2 separate regions of the Homo sapiens genome follow, and region 2 is linked to region 1. Evidence: read pairs that join two places in POLR2A ChIA-PET (ENCODE). Cell type or tissue: PC-9. All regions are shown on one strand. Links, peaks and the distances in the headings refer to the core of each region. The heading gives the core; the rest is flanking DNA. Region 1 overlaps UBN2 (ubinuclein 2). Region 2 overlaps KIAA1549.

Region 1 (8,344 bases), core at 336-8,335:
ATAGATATGTATAAAATGCTCAAAGAATACACAACAAGCAGATAACCATGGTCATTACGACAGAGAAGGGATAGAACTGGAAGCAGTGGTGCAGGAAGACTTTGATGTAATATGTATTATTTGAATTTGTTTTTAATAAAAGGAACATATTCATGTATTGCTCAGGTGATCTAACTTTTTTTTTAAGAGATGGGGTCTTGCTATGTTGCCCAGGCTGGTCTTGAACTCCTAGGCTCAAGACATTTATCTTCTCTGCCTCAGCCTCCCAAGTAGCTGGGATCACAGGTGTGAGCCACCACACTAGGCTCTTAAAAAAATTTTTTTATAGTGTAAGAAAGTACAAACGTAATTGCACATGGATTTTTAAAACTCCTGAAAGGATACACTTTCAACTATCAAACTATTCACAGTGGTTCTGCCTGGCAGTGGACTTACAGGTGATTTGCTGATTTTTATTTTGATCTTTTCATTTATCTGTATTTATATATCCTCTTACAGTGAACAGTAACAAAAAAAAATCTTTGAAATATGTGACTGCCCACATACACATAGCTCTCTGGGGCAAGAAACTCACAGTGTCTCTAAGGAGTGACCTGGTTAGCTGGGAGTCAGGGGTAGGAAGGAGATTTACTTTCTATCATTAGCTTTTGTATCTTCCGAGTTTTATTAAGGACATGTACTACCCACTCAATAAATGTTATTTTATTAGGTTTGGCCCACCAAATGTTCACTACCAAAGTTTTGAACTCCTCCTCATTTGGCTCTACTTTCCAGTCCCACTGTGGGGAAAGAGTTTTGGAAAACGTGTATTTGACACACCCAAACCTGAGTAGCTCTTTCTTAACTCACTCTCCAACAACCAGAGTTCCAAAGGCATTGCTCCACTTATAAATAGATTTTTGCCAACTATAAGGCACAATCTCCAGTTCCCTCCTTCATCACAGAGGCCATTAGAGTAGTTTTCTAGGTACAGTTTGCTTTTCCTCACTTGTGGCCTTCCTGGAAAACTTCTAACCCTGACCTGCCTCCTGCCTTACCACCCCATATCTATTCTCCACCCTCCAGTTCCCTAACTGTGCTAAAATTCAATAATGTGTAAATTGTATAAGCTGGAACCAAACTTTTGGCAGTTGCCAGAAAGGTACATATAAATTAATTCACAAATATTAAAATTTAACCTAAAGAAACTCAAGTTACATTGGCAAAGGATTATACTATCTTCCCTACTAGAAAGACTTCTGTTGAATTACTCTCTTTTTCAGTACCCTTACTGCAACAGAATCAAAGTCTTACTTGATAAATTCTCTGAACCTCTGCAGTTGATATTACACAGTTTATAAATTAAGTAGATCTTATAAAAATCAAAACTTATTTTCCAAACAACAAGAACAAAAAAAAACCCTTGAATTTTGCTATATCTAAAGTGAAGAACTTTCTTCTTATCTACTGTTCTAGGTACTAGCTCCCTGTGACTCAGAAGAATATTCCTTACTGAGTCATTAGTACTTGCTTAACCTGACAATCAGTGTTTTAGGCCAATGCAGCCTCATTACAGTGTAACACTCAACTGGAAAACAAACAAACAAGATGTTCTTAGTACTAGACCCCCTGACCCCAAATTGCCTCCAGCTAATAGTAAACCAAACTAAAAACCAACATTCATTGATAACCTCTAGTAGACAGAGCAAGAATGACCCTGATTACTAAAAAACACACCAGTCCTATAAGTGAGAAGAAAACATCCTGTCGTCACAAGACTCCCTACTTGTCCCAGCCCTGCCACCTTATCTCTTTACATCTGTGCCCATTTCTTCAACCTACCAATAGAAAGGAGCTGAGTTTCAAGGCAGTGGAAATACAGCCAAGAGCTGACTACACAGCACAAAAATAGTATACACAACTTCTATAATCACCACATATGGATACCAGTCCTTCCTCCTAAATACCCTAAAACTGCTGATTCTCAATTGTTCCTAAGGCATTAAAGAAGGCTGAAGAGAATTTATTCAATTCAAAGAGGCCAAGGAATTAAAAGGGCATGTCACAGCAAGTGATCAGAATGGGTAACTGCAATAAAGAAATTATTATTTGAGCTAGGAATTCCTCCTTGCCCTTTAAGGCCCTCTCCCCTCCCCCAGTTTGCTTTAAAAGATTATTTTATGTTTTTATTGTACATGTAATATCATACTATTATTGGTCTACAAAACCCTAAATCCACTGGTATTTGTGTTTTGCAAGTAGAATTTACTTTGTGGTGGTGTCAACAAGTTTGCCCAAAGCTCTACATCGAGATGATCCTTAGGGACCAGACCTCACATAAGGCCAAAACAAACAGGTTAACCAGCCTATGAAGTTCCCAAGGAAGCTCTAACCCCTCAGCAAGTGTGGATGATCAACTAAAATAATATGAGTAATTGATATGATTCTTACAACTCCCAGAAACAGTACACAAATGCTTTCAAAACTAACTACTTGGTATCAGTTTCACATTTGAAGACAGTTTAAAACAATAATCTATAATTATTTTAAGACAAAATTATATTTCTTTCCACTTAGCCGAGTAGTATTTACTGTGAAGATGTTACTCATCAGAAATTAGTTATTCCAAGATACTGCCATTCTTTAAAACATTATCTGGAAAGACTCACTTTTACAAGTTATACAAAAGAAAATCAAGACTTTTTTTGGGGGGGGGAGCTGGATTCTCGCTCTTGTCGCCAGGCTGGAGTACAACGGCGTGATTTCGGCTCACTGCAATCTCTGCCTCCTGGGTTCAAGGGATTCTCCTGCCTCAGTCTCCCGAATATCTGGAATTATAGGTACCCACCACCATGCCCAGCTAATTTTTGTATTTTTAGTAGAGATAGAAAGGTTTCACCATGTTGGCCAGGCTGGCTGCACTCCTGACCTCAGGTGATCTGCCCACCTCAGCCTCCCAAAGTGCTGGGATTACAGGCACGGGCCGCTTCACCTAGCTGATTTTATTATTCTTATTCTTATTAGAGACAGGGTCTCAAGAAAATCAAGAGTATTTAGAAGAATAATTTGTCTTTGAGTGAAAACAGTGTTATTCCATTTGGTCAACTGTTTTATTTATAAGACTGCTCAGAATTACTTTTCTACTATCAAATCTACCCTTACCCTTCTTTTTAAAAGAAGTATGAAACTACTAGGGCTCTGAGAGCCCAAAACCACATAGAACTAAGTGTGAAAGATAGTATTCAAGGTCTATATAGCACAGTAAGCAGATTTTAAAGTTATAATGTGATTTCATGATTATTAATAAATGCCTGGCAGAATATATGTCTTCCTATTCAGAGAGTCATTCAGATTCAAAGAGTCTTAACTGAGCCCCTGCTAGGCACAAGGTATTGTGTTAGGTGCTTTCATTTAGATTAGTGAATTTATATCCAATTCTAGGACAGTATGATCTTTCAGAACGGCTGGGGTAATGGAGTGAGAAAAAAATCACTAAGAGAAATCTTCCAACAATTATAGGTTATCCTATGTCCTAGAAGGCTAAGATAACAAGTCTATACCCATCAAATTGAAGCATCCTACTCCTGAGTATAGAGTATAGGTGGCCTCATAAAAGGCATATATTACCTACAGACTATCTAAAAACTGAATTGGAAACCAAGATGTTTTGCCTAAACATTTTGGAGCCTTAACTGGGAATAAAGAGAGGCATGGGAGCCTCTTTTACCTGTATCCTGCCTCCTTTCTAACCATCAAGACGAATCTGGAGCCTATACGGTTGTAGAAATGTCAAAACTTGGACTTAGCTATTTAAAAAGATTTATGTACAACAACCAATTTAGTATAATCTAGGTAAAAATAGGTACTTAATAGTCATATTGACCTTTTCCCAAAAAACCATTTAGTAATTGATGCTGAATATGAACTGTCACATTACCTGAGCATAAGAACAACATAACAGGAAACAGAACATGGCCATAAAAATAGGACACAATGGAGGGGGGAACCCCATAAATTCAATGCAGGGTGCTCTTTTTACAATTTTATACTCCCTGTAATTTCTGATATCACTGATCTTCAACTGCTGCAACACCTGCCCCAAACACCAATAAAGATCATTGTAGTTTAAGAGAGAGATTTTGTGATAGCCTAGAGCTCTAGGCATATAACGCCCAGCAGGACAATGTATCTTCTCTCAGGTCACTTTTGGCCTGATGATTTTCTTAAAAGATTCCAAATAATTATTTAAAAAAAAAAATATATATATATATATATATATATATTTAGGCTGGGTACAGTGGCTCATATCTGTAAACTCAGCACTTTGGGAGGCTGAGGCAGGTGGATTGCTTAGGCTCATGAGTTTAAGACCAGCCTAGGCAACACAACAAGACCCTGTCTCTACCAAATAAATATATATATACATATACACACACACACAATACTCATAGATATAACACTTGGGCATGCTTTTTGGTTAATATACATACAATCTCTAATTAGAATGGAAATAAGACAGTAAGTCAGCAAAATAAAAATCCAGAGAAGAAATATAGCCCATTAATTTAGACTATAACAAGAGTAATATTTTATCACTGTAAACAAAATAACAAGGCTTAAATATATCTAAGTCAATTGAAACTCAATTTCACGCATCAAACAACTTCTTCAGAACGCTGATCTTTCTATGCCAGATACTATCCTAGGGTTGACTAAGAAGACTTAATGCTAACTTTAAGGTAGTGCGTCATATACTGAATCACTTTACTTATAGGATTATATATAGGAATTTTTCCATTTGCAAAGGGCAATTCTAAAATCCTTGATTTTGTAACCCACAGCAAAATAGACACTCTAGGCTGGGCGCAGTGGCTCACGCCTGTAATCCCAACATTTTGGGAGGCCAAGGCGGTGGATTACCTAAGATCAGGAGTTCGAGACCAGCCTGACCAACATGGTGAAACCCTATCTCTACTAAATACAAAAAATTAGCTGGGCATGGTGGTGCATGCCTGCAGTCCCAGCTACTTGGGAGGTTGAGGCAGGAGAACTGCTGGAACCTGGGAAGTGGAGGTTGCAGTGAGCCGAGATAGCGCCATTGCACTCCAGCCTGGGCAACAAGAGTGAAACTCTGCCTCAAAAAAAAAAAAAAAAAAAAAAAGACACTCTAATATAGTGATGGAGGGAGTAGAACTGGTAATTTAGTAATATATACTAAAATTATAAATGCATAAATCTTCCGACCTGAATCGTCTGATTCTAGGAATCTCTCCTAGAGATAAACTTGAAATTGTGTAAAATGCCATTTTACAGACTAATTTACTGCAGCACTATTAATAAGGGCAAATTTTTGAAAGCAACCTAAATCATTTGGGGACTGGTTACAGTGTGATAGTTCCATGCAATGAAACAGCATGCAGCCTTAAAAAAAAGGGAGAGAAAGCACTTTGTCCTGATATGACCCCCCCAAATATACTAAGATACAGTAAATAAAAAGCAAAGAGCTTAAGTGTGTACAATTCTATAATATGTATAAAAAGGGGGTGGGAAAGGAATAGATGTGTATGTATAGAGATGTATCTCTAGTACCACAGGAGTGTTACTTGCCTAGGAAGTGGGATTCCATGGGTGGGCAATACAATAAAAGGAAGATTTTTAATTTTTGAATTTTGAGCCACATAAGTGTACTAGTTGGTTAAAACATTAAGTGTAACCAATGTATAACTTGTATAAAAAACACAGTATTTTAGGATTTATACATGCTAGGATTTTAGGATTTATACATCCTATAGGATTTTACAATTTATACATCATGATACAATATAGTCTCAAAAGATTACACTGTAATTAAATACTACAATGCTATTCCTTCTATTTAAACACCCACCAGTCTATCCCTAAATTTATTATTATATAGTCACAGAATAGAGAACAATAGGGTCTCGGAAAAATCTGAACCTCTCAATTTATAGATAGGAAAACTGTACCCTTGGCCAGGCCCAATGGCTCACGCCTGTAATCCCAGCTCTTTGGGAGGCCAAGGTGGACAGATCAGTTGAGGTCAGGAGTTCGAGACCAGCCGGGCCAACATGGTGAAACCATCTCTACTAAAAATACAAAAATTAGCCAGGCATGGTGGTGCATGCCTGTAATCCCAGCTACTCAGGTGGCTGAGGCAGAAGAATTGCTTGAACCCAGGAGGTGGAGGTTACAGTGAGCCAAGATCACACCACTGCACTCCAGCCTGAGTGACAGAGACTCTGTCTTAGAAAAAAAGAGAGAAAAAGAAAACTGTGGCCCAAAGCTAAAAAACCTCACCAAAAGGACACAATTAGCAGATGGCAAAGTATGGCCTAGGACCTGATTCCAATTCCAATCTATTCTCATCTACTTCTTCTACCTTCAAATGGTTTCTTAATTACCACAAGGAGCCAGCACATATGGGTCAAGATCCCTGTTGTATCTTGAGGGTACAAGGCCCTCAATGACAAGGCCAATGTGAGCTGATATCCTTTCTCCTGTGGGATACTTTTCAATGCTCACAGAGGAATCAGAGGGGTAAGGTGTTGCTTCTCAACTGGGTTATGTTTTAGTAAAGTGCCAAGAGTACTCAAAGCCATAGTGTAAATGTGGGGTGAGGAGTGGGGCTTTCTACAAATTTAGTAATACTAGAAAATTTGAGAAAAATGTTAAGCAACTTAATCAGGTAATTAAAAATTGTTTTTGTATTCAAACAAACACCACTATATTGTGGCACTGAATATAAAATGTACATGAATATTTAGCATAAACCGGACACTTTCAAAGAAGTCTCATGCTGGTTCTGAGTCTGACGCAATGAGCTTAGAAGTACACACATTCACTCTCAAACTCTTAGGAGGCAGGAAGGTTTCAGAACTACTATACCAAAGGAATTAAAATAGCATTCTCGATGGTGGCGGAAAGGGAACAGAGTTAGAGCTACACAGACCTGGACCTGTAGCCTACTCTTGCCACTGTGTGACACTGTATCAGCTACTTAATCTTGAACTCAGAGCCTCAGTTTCCTCATCTGTAAAATATGGTCAATATTACTTAGCTTGTGGTTTTGTTACAAAGATTGGAGATAATATATGTAAAGCAAACCGCCCAGACTCTAGAAAGACTATAATAAATGATGGCTACTTGGCAGGATGGATCACTTGAGGTCAGGAGTTCACGACCAGCCTGGCCAACATGGTGAAACCCCGTCTCTACCAAAAATACAAAAAATTAGCTGGGTGTGGTGTTGCCCCTGTAGTCACAGCTACTTGGGAGGCTGAGGCATGAGAAAGGCTTGAACCTGGGAGGCGGAGGTTGCAGTGAGCCAACACTGCACCACGGCACTCCAACCTGGGCACCAGAGCGAGACCCTGTTTCCAAAATAAATAAATAAAAATAAAAATGAATGATGGCTACTTTAACTATCACAAGCCTGTTGGAATCTTTATTTGACTGTCTAACCATTCATTTGGTTTCCATTGGTGAGAACAAAGTAAGGCAGGCAACGGATATTTATAGGCCCTCCCAACCAGCCACAGAAAGCAAACAGGTCAATAGGATAAAATTACCTAAGTGATCAGTTTATTATACTCACATATTTCATTTCAAACTTCTTAGCCAACATTTCCACCTCTTGCCTCTCCTGATGTTCATCATTAAATGGGTCTTCTGTGTGAATGAGCTTCTTCTGATTCAAGGTGAATGGGAAAAGAAAGAGAAGTATCCATTAGTATTACAAATATTATTATTGTTTGTTTATTTATCATTATGTAACAACCACTTCAATTCTATTTCAATAAATGTGATCTGAAAGGAAATAAACTAGTGAGAATATATAACATGTTATATAATTAATTATATTATTACTCAGAGACTATATCTTAAATTTAACCAATACGAGACAACTTTTCCTAATACTAACAAGTAAGTCAGAAGTATTAAAACTAAAAAAAAAAAAGTTGGTTCATAGCAAAAAAAATTTACAGTTATAATGGACTCATATACATTTCACAGTGTTTTGATGAGTAAGAACTCAACAATCCAAATTGTCTTCACCTGCAAAATGATCACATGGTCACCTCATCCAAAATAACAAAGAAAAAAAATCCCCAGGAACACTAGCTAAATATGAAAATCTCACTTATAATTCTAGATTGATATCTTCACTAACAAAGATTAACTGCTTTGATCAGGAAATGCTTCTAAAAGGAGCTCTAGATTATTAATTAAAAGCAACACTTCAACCATCTGCCTGTGAGTTAACACTGAGTGTGTGTAGCGGCTAAGGCTTTCTGTTGAGGTCCAATATCAACAACCATTGTATCACCAATATTCTGTCAATGGA
Region 2 (8,344 bases), core at 215-8,214, 390 kb after region 1:
CACTGCCAGATGTTGATGTAAGACTTTCCAGCCTCCATAACTACGAGAAAATTATGAGAAAATCAGTTTCTGTTCGTGTGTGTGTGTGTGTGTGTGTGTGTGTGTGTGTGTGTGTGTGTTTTGAGATGGAGTCTCGCTCTGTCACCCAGGCTGGAGTGCAGTGGCACAATGTCGGCTCACTGCAAGCTCCACCTCCCGGGTTCACGCCATTCTCCTGCCTCAGCCTCCCGAGTAGCTGGGATTATAGGCACCTGCCACCTCGCCTGGCTAATTTTTTGTATTTTTAGTAGAGATAGGGTTTCACCATGTAGCCAGGATGGTCTCGATCTCCTGACCTCGTGATCTGCCTGCCTCGGCCTCCCAAAGTGCTGGAGTTTCTGTTGTTTTAGGCCACCATTTCTAAGGTATTTTGTTTTGGCAGCCTGAGCAGAGGGATATGGTTCCTTTTCCAACAGTTGGTGGAAACTGCATAATTCATGCAACATCAGTTAGAGTATTTGGAAGAGTTTTGCCTCAGTAATGGGGCAAAATTAGCCCCAACTTAAAGCTGCTCTGGTTCTACCTAACAAACCACAAAACCATAACATCTAAACCCAAGCAAAGCTCAAGAATATAGAAACACAAAAATATGCAGCATTCAATAAGGTAAAATTAATAATGTCTGCATCAAATCAAACTAAACAGACAAGCAAAGAAGGAAGAAAATGATACAGATGATAGAATTAGTAGACAAGCTGTATGTGGTGGCTCACACCTGTAATCCCAGCACCTTGGGAGGCTGAGGCAGGAGGATTGATTGAGCCTAGGAGTTTGAGACCAACCTGGGCAACACAGTGAGACTCTGTCTCTACAAAAAATATAAAAATTAGCTGGGCATTACTTAGGAGGCTAAGGTGGGAGGATCACTTGACCCTGGGAGGCTGAGGCTACAGTGAGCCATGATTGCACCACTGCACTCCAGCCTGGGCAAAAGAGTGAGACTCTGTCTCAAAAAAAAAAAGAAGGCAGACAAGGAAATGAAAAGCAATAAAGCACAGATGGGGAAAATTAGAAACAGATACCAAAAGCACAGATGGGGAAAACTGAAAACAGATACCAAGATGGTTGACTTAAATCCAGCCTTATCAATAATCACATTAAATGTGAATGGTCTAAACACCCCTATTAAAGGGCAGAGCTTGTCAGTTTGGATAAAAAGCAAGATCCAAGTATATGCTGCCTACAAGAACCCTTCATTAAATACAAAGATACAAGTAAGTGAAAAGGAAAAGTATGGAGAAAAGTTTGGAGGAAGATATGCCATACTAACACTAATCATAGAAAGCTGGAATGGCTATGTTAATATTAGCCAAAATAGATCTCATAGTAAAGAGTATTATTAAAGATTAAGAGGATCATTTCATAATAAAGCATTCAGTTTATCTGGAAGACATAAAGTCTTACGTGTTTATGTGCATAGTATTAGAGCTTCAAAATACATTAAGCAAAAACTGATAAAACTGCATGTGGAAATAAATCTACAATTATGGTGATGAGAATGTAAACAACTGGAAGTCTCATGAACTGCTGGTGGGAATGTAAAATAGCACAACCACTTTGAAAAACAGTTTGGCAGTCTCTTTAAAAAGTTAAACATATATCCTACCGTATGAACCAGGATTCTATTGCTAAGTATTTATCCAGGAGAAACAAAGCATATTTTCATACAAAGACTTGTACATCATGGCAGATTTATTTATAATAGACCCAAAGAAAACAGCAGCACATAATAGCACTCCATTTACGAATATACCACATTTGTTTATCCATTCATATGTAGGGTCTATTATTTAAAATAATCAGGGTTCTCCAGAGAAGCAGAACTAGTAGTGTGTGTGTATGTGGGTGGGTGGGTGTGTCTGTATGCATATGTGTTTGTATGGAGAGAGTGAGGGGGAGAGAAATTTACTTATTATGAGGAGTCGGCTCATGTAATTATGGAGGCTGAGAATCCCATGATCTGCTTTCTGCAAACCGGAAACCCACAGAAGCCAGTGGTGTAGTTTGAAGGCCTGAGCGATGGTTTCCAGTCTGAATCTGGAAGCTTGAAAACCAGGTGCTTCAAGGATGGGAGAAGATTCATGTCCCAGCTCATGCAGTCAGTCAGAGGAAGCCCAAATCCAGCCTTCCTCTGTCTTTTTCTTCTGTTCAGGCTTTCAACAGATTGGAAGATGCCTGCCCATATTGGGGAGGGCTGCCTTACTGTCCACCAATTCAAATGCTACCCTCTTCTGGAAACACCCTCACAGACACACCCAGAAATAATGTTTAACCAGACATTGGGGTGTCCTGTGGCACAGTCAGGTTGATACATAAAATTAACTATTACAGTATGTTCTAAGCAGTTAAGTGAGTTCTGGCTGAGTAGTAACAGAGCGGGCACTAAAAGTGGTTAGACATGAGGCAGGAGAGGAAAAGCAAGAAGCCGATGGTTATGGAGCCTACATGTCATCCTGAGGGTGATGGCTGCACATGGAAGGGTCTTGAGCAGGTGGAGACATAATTAGGTAAGCCTTTTGAAAGATTAGTCCCATTTTAGAGTGAAGAATGGTTGTCAGAAACAGAGAGACTAATAGAAAGCTGTTGTAGTATTCTTGGTGAGAGAGTTGGTGACTCCAGCTAGTGCAATGCAGTGGATAAATTCAAGAGGAAGAATCAGCGAGCCTTCAACGTGTTTAATGGCGGATGGTGCTGAGCCAGTGCGGAAGAAGAGTCTGACAATTCACAAAAGGGGATGAGATGAATCTGGATTACCAGTGGAAGAGCTCTCTTTAGAAATGAGGGGATATGTGGGAGGCCGATGTGGGTGGATCACGAGGTCAGGAGATCGAGACCATCCTGGCTAACATGGTGAAACCCCGTCTCTACTAAAGATACAAAAAAAAAAAAATTCGCTGGGCGTGGTGGCGGGCACCTGTAGTCCCAGCTACTCGGGAGGCTGAGACAGGAGAATGGCGTGAACCCGGGAGGCGGAGCTTGCAGTGAGCTGAGATAGTGCCACTGCAGTCCGGCCTGGGTGGAAGAGTGAGACTCTGTCTCAAAAAAAAAAAAATAAAATAAATAATAAAAAAAGAAATGAGGGGATATGCTTCTTCTAATTTAATGGGAAGGAGGAGGGCAAGATTGGGCACAGATAAAATCAGGTTGTAGTTGGCTGGTAGAAGGTTGAGGAACCAGTCATCTCATGGTTTTTATCCTCAGAGCAGAGAAGGCAGAGTCATCATCCATTGAGAATAACAGAAGAAATGTGGCAGGGCAGGAGGTGTGAGGGAGAGGAGAGATTTGAAAGACCTATTATGGAGAATGAGACAACACAGATTAGGGACACAGGAATTATTTCTTAGCCTTCAGGGTGGTTGAGATTGACTATCATGAAATTGAAGTGGCTCTAATTAATGTTCTCGAGTTTCATTGATGAATATTCAGTACCCAAGTATATGCATTGGGATTGATGAAGACTAGGGCTTTGTCAGGCACCTGCGATGTGCAGGTGAGAGGGAGCAGTTGAAATGATAGACCAGGTGCTGCAAAGGAAAGGTATGGAAAGCTGGAGTCATTTAAACATGCCAGAACTTTGCTGATTCTTCCTCTTAAATCCATCCACACCATGACATCAGTTGGAGCCACCGTCATCTCTCACCAACACCTTCTTAATTGTCTCCCTGCCTCTGGTCTTGAATATACGATGTTAGGGTGGAGCAGTTCTGATGCTGAACACAGCATGGCAGCTGATAGGTAAAATGTGGTTCACTGGTGTTGAGTAAGCCAAGTTGCTGAAGGTCCAACGCCTTGGATGCATCTCAGGGTGACAGGAGGACTGGAAAAGAGGAGGAAGACCTACCACGAGCCTCTTAGCTTAGCTTGTCTTGCGTTTTCCAAAGGGAAAGGCTCATCTGATGAGCTGACCTGAACTTGTTCACTGCTGGTCTCTGATTGTTACTTCTCTCTGCTTCCAGGCTTTTCCTGATTCCCCCTCCCTCCCCTTCACCCTGACTGCCAGTGCACCCCTCAGTGTACTCTCTCTAAGTGGCAATGTAATGCTGAGCATTCTGGGGATGGGCTTAGGAGCCACATCGTGCTGCCAGAATCTTCGTTTTGTTTGTTTGTTTCCCCCTTGACCACTGCTTTTCTCAGTGTGTAGCGTGATTCTGCTCCTTTCCTTATTTGGTTTCTGCTGATGAATTTTTAGCAGTAATTTTTGGCAGGTTCGTGTTGTTATTTCTCTTATTTGTTCATTGTTCATAGGTGTTGCAGATCCAGGATTCCCTGATAATGCCTTATAAATTCAAGCCCATAGTAAGATTTTTTTAATAAACACCATTATTCAATGGTTTTCTCATTGTGGACTTTTGATGTTACCCTGATGTAGTTGGATGAGAATGGTAGCAGCTTAATCTAGTGGAAAACCAGAATCATTGGCTTTATCTGTGCATATCTAATATAATTTCAACATGTTTGTAAATGGATTGTAAAGTTAATGTTGCCAAGGGGAGCCTGATCACTCTCTTATTTGCTGCTATTTGCTTTTTTTTGGTTAAAAAAAAAGAAAAACCACAGGAATGTGGATTTCAAGGTGCCTTCAGTTACCGCATGAGCCTTTATTTGCCACCTGATGACATTATTACTCCTTTTTTGCGAGGGTAGGAGTGTTATGTATCAGTGAGTCAGGCCACGTGATAGTTGGTATTGCTGCTTCCTTGAGAAGGTAAGCTCTCTATGGACTAGTCCTTTGAGTAGCAAGTACAAATCCCTGGGCTGAGACACTTCACAAGCAGACCTTACTGTCTGGTTGCTTTACCTCGGGCCTATCCCAGACTCTACCAACCATCTAACTTGCCTTCCTCACTCTGTCGGCCTGTGTTTTATACTGAATAGAAAAAAGGGATGCATTAAAGTGGGATTTTTATATACCTAGCTGATTGAAACCTTCAAATGCAATTTTGTTTCCCAAACTTTTATGTAGGTGTGATCCATCCTGCAACAGAATCAGAGAAATTCTGTCTGTCATTTTTTTTTAAACCTTTTCATCAGGGCATGTAGTCCCTAGAAATATGACATTCTTTTTCTGATGAGAATAGAGTTGAAATCCTCACACTACAAAGATACAACAGATAATAAGCGGACAGCTATTTTTCATTGTTTTTCTCTTAATATGCCACTAAGAACTCCTGAGACTTTGGTAGGTAAACTGGTAAGCATTGACTTTTTTTTAGATTTTGCATATGAATATGCTTTAAAAACCCATACTGTGCCGAAAGCACCAGCACTGTGAATAATCTCTATGTAGTCTCAGATTTCCCTTTAATTATTTGGAAAAGGAATGGAAGCTTCTTTTCCTTCTCTTTCTCCCTTCCTCCATAACCCTCTTTCCCTTGTTTTGCCTCAGTTGGGGAACTCCACAAGGTTCCACATGACAGCCAAGGGGATGGAAGCAGAGAGAGTCAGAAGGTGAAGTAATCTGACCACGGTTTCATATTTAATAATCCCCTTAGAACTCTGTGAATGTGGAGATCGTTATATTCTCTTGGCATAAAGGAATAGGCCCAGGGATGTTAAGCCAGTCTGTGTGACTCCAAAGCCTCTACTTTTTCCCCTCACAAAATAGATATTTGTTCACAGGAGAGTGTCTTGTTTTGGAAACCATGGGCAGTGCAGGGGGATTGGTGAGAAGCATGGTCTTTGGAGTCCAAAAGACATTAGGAAGAAATCACCTAATTTCTTTGTGAGTTGGTTTCATTTATAAAACAGAGGCAGTGAGTACTTTTTAGTGATGTTGTGGGCCTAGGTTAATGCTCATACAATGCTTAACTCAAAATACTAATTCAGTAAATGACAGCTTGTAAAAAGAAAGATGTTATATTAGAGCAACTTCAGAAGCAAGGCTGACTTAGACCTAACTTAGACAAACCATTGGTTCCAACTGACTGCCGCTGGACAGACTCTGCCCATAGTTACTGTTCTTCTGAAATATCTAATTCCAAAAGGAACAATTCACAGTTATTGAAAAGAAATGTTGAAATAAGAGTCCCATGTATATTAGGGTTAGGATATATTGATTTCACCAGGAATACAACAGATCTCTTAGATGTATGTTTCCTTAAATCATGTGGCATATTGTTTTAGTCAAAGAACATTTGGCTAGTTCAGGTTAGCTCAAGTAAAAAGAGTTGATTGAAGGATACGGGGGCACCTTATGGAACTTAAGGGCAGAAAATATAGCCGGGTCTCCTGGGGACCAGTAAACGGTCAGAAACAGAACGTGCTGCCTTCGTCTTGTAGAGTCTCTCTAGTTTCTGGTTTTCTTTTTTTGCAGCATTCTGCAACATGAGACAGCATTTGATACTTGAGTTGCTTGAGGTATTTGAATAGGTACTGGGCAGCCACTGGGTCTCGCTGACCTTTGTGGCTCATGTGGTTGGAGTCACTTGTGCTAATTGTGGGCATTCAGGCCTGCCTTTTAGCAAAAGATATGAGGCCTTTTAGCAGAAGATACAGGTTTGCAGCAGAAGATACAGATGGATCTGTGGGGAAGAGCAGGCACAGCAAGCCTGTCAGCTATTCATATTTATAGTTGTAATATACAAAAGAAGGAAAGATCTAGAAATGAGTTGTGTGTTTTCTAAAGTCTGGTAGTGCAGGTCCTCGAACCGAAACTTGTAGCATCACTTGGTGGCAGAGTGCCCGGTAACATGCTAAGTTTTAATGAGAAAATAATTCTCTTGAAAGTTGATCCTGTAAAGCTGAATTTATAAGTTTGCTGTTGTCACTTTATAATAAGTATTGAATATTAATCTTCATGTTCTTTTGTATGTCTTCCAGAGATACGAAGACTATGGAATGACTCCCCCGACGGGTCCATTGCCAAGGTAAGGTTTTCAAAACAAAATGTATTATCACTTTCTCACATAGGCTGTTTTTAAAAACTTTATAAACTCACTAATTTTAGCTAATATGAGCAGATGTAAAACTCTGCGTTGTATATTCTCTTGATCTAACCAGAAGAGGAGGGAAAAATAGTTGGAATTTAAGTTCTGTTCCAGTAATGACAGGCTAGGTAATTTGGACCAACTCTCCTGCTGAGGACAACTGGAAAAGCTGAACAAGATATTAACATTAAAAACCCCACAGAGTTAACAGGGCAGTGAAGCGGTATGAGACCAAGATCCAGGAAATCCAGAGGCATGAGCCCTGCTTCTTGGGCCACTTTTTCCCCAGGGACACCTGCGGATTCCAGAAGAAGCACCTAGGAAGCCAGGCAAAGCCTTTGACAGACTCATGGGGCTGGGAGCACGAGGGGAGACCCTGGTAAACATCCAGAGGTTTTGAGTTTGGAGGTTATGCTCTAGGAGTAAGGGTGAATCATAAGTAGATCAGTCCCTGCAGGAAGTAAAGCTCAGCTTTGAAAGTTGATTAGGGTTGCTCCCTGGCAGAAACAAATGAACATCCCTTTTAGAAGAAGATTACATCACTCTTGGCCTTATATTATTGCTACAGTAGCCCCCCTTCCACACACACCCCCACACCCACCCCCAGGCATATGAGAAGAAAAGAAAATACAGGTTTTTTTTTAATTAGAAAGAAATAGACAATAGAAGCAGAACTACAGGGGATCCAGATATTGGAGTTATCAGACACAGATTCTAAAATAATTATGCTTAATATGGAGATAAGGTCCATTGTCCAGGAAGATGTAAAAGTGCTACTTTATGTTAGACTGTTATAAGTGAAGGATTCTAGTGTAGTTCTAGGCTCACTAAAGAATGCTTAAATATAAAATAATAAGGAAGAGCAAAATAACTTAAAGATAATCCAAAAGAAGGTAGGAAATAGGAGAAAAAAGAACTTAGAATTTACAGGACATGCAGAAAGAAAACTTAAGATGGTAGATATCTAAATTCAGATCTATAATGAATTACATTAAATGTTAATAACTAGGTATTTCAATTAAAAGACAAAGATTATTAGATTTGATTTTTAAAAAATGTATTTGGCTTATGAGCAACACATCAAAAAATGTAAAGATACAGAAAGGATATAGAAGATTGGAACAACATGATTAATCAATTTGACCTAATTGACATATATAGAACCCTGGACTCAACTGTAAAATACAGCTTCCTTTAAAATACATTTTAAAAATTTACCATATGCTGGACCATAACAAATCTTAAAAAATTTCAAGAAGTGAAATCACTCAGAGTATATTTGCTAATCCTAGTAGAATTAAGTTAGAAACCAAAAATAAAAGATAAAACCCAAAACTATAAAAACCTTGGAAGACATCCTAGGCAATAGCATTCTGGAC

Evidence for each region. ChIA-PET counts read pairs that join two places held together with the same protein. Peaks named below come from ENCODE experiments on the same cell type or tissue, not always from the same donor. Only the 100,000 strongest peaks of a DNase experiment are listed, where the experiment ranks them.
Region 2: POLR2A ChIA-PET joins it to region 1 with 21 read pairs; 1 of 35 experiments calls an interaction of 5 or more read pairs at or near these places.

The regions. Positions count from the first base shown.
Region 1 is chr7:139,236,348-139,244,691 of GRCh38, reverse strand. It overlaps UBN2 (ubinuclein 2), which reads right to left. Exons shown (of 18, transcript NM_173569.4): 2 at 7,595-7,687. Among named protein-coding and RNA genes, the nearest start is that of UBN2, 9.3 kb to the right of the region's middle. In PC-9, for the core only: no CTCF peak of the experiment used is centred there; a DNase peak (open chromatin) is centred at 1,551; H3K27ac peaks cover 1,684 bases.
Region 2 is chr7:138,850,784-138,859,127 of GRCh38, reverse strand. KIAA1549 reads left to right here. Exons shown (of 20, transcript NM_001164665.2): 17 at 6,859-6,905. Among named protein-coding and RNA genes, the nearest start is that of ATP6V0A4, 57 kb to the right of the region's middle. In PC-9, for the core only: no CTCF peak of the experiment used is centred there; a DNase peak (open chromatin) is centred at 4,657; H3K27ac peaks cover 2,795 bases.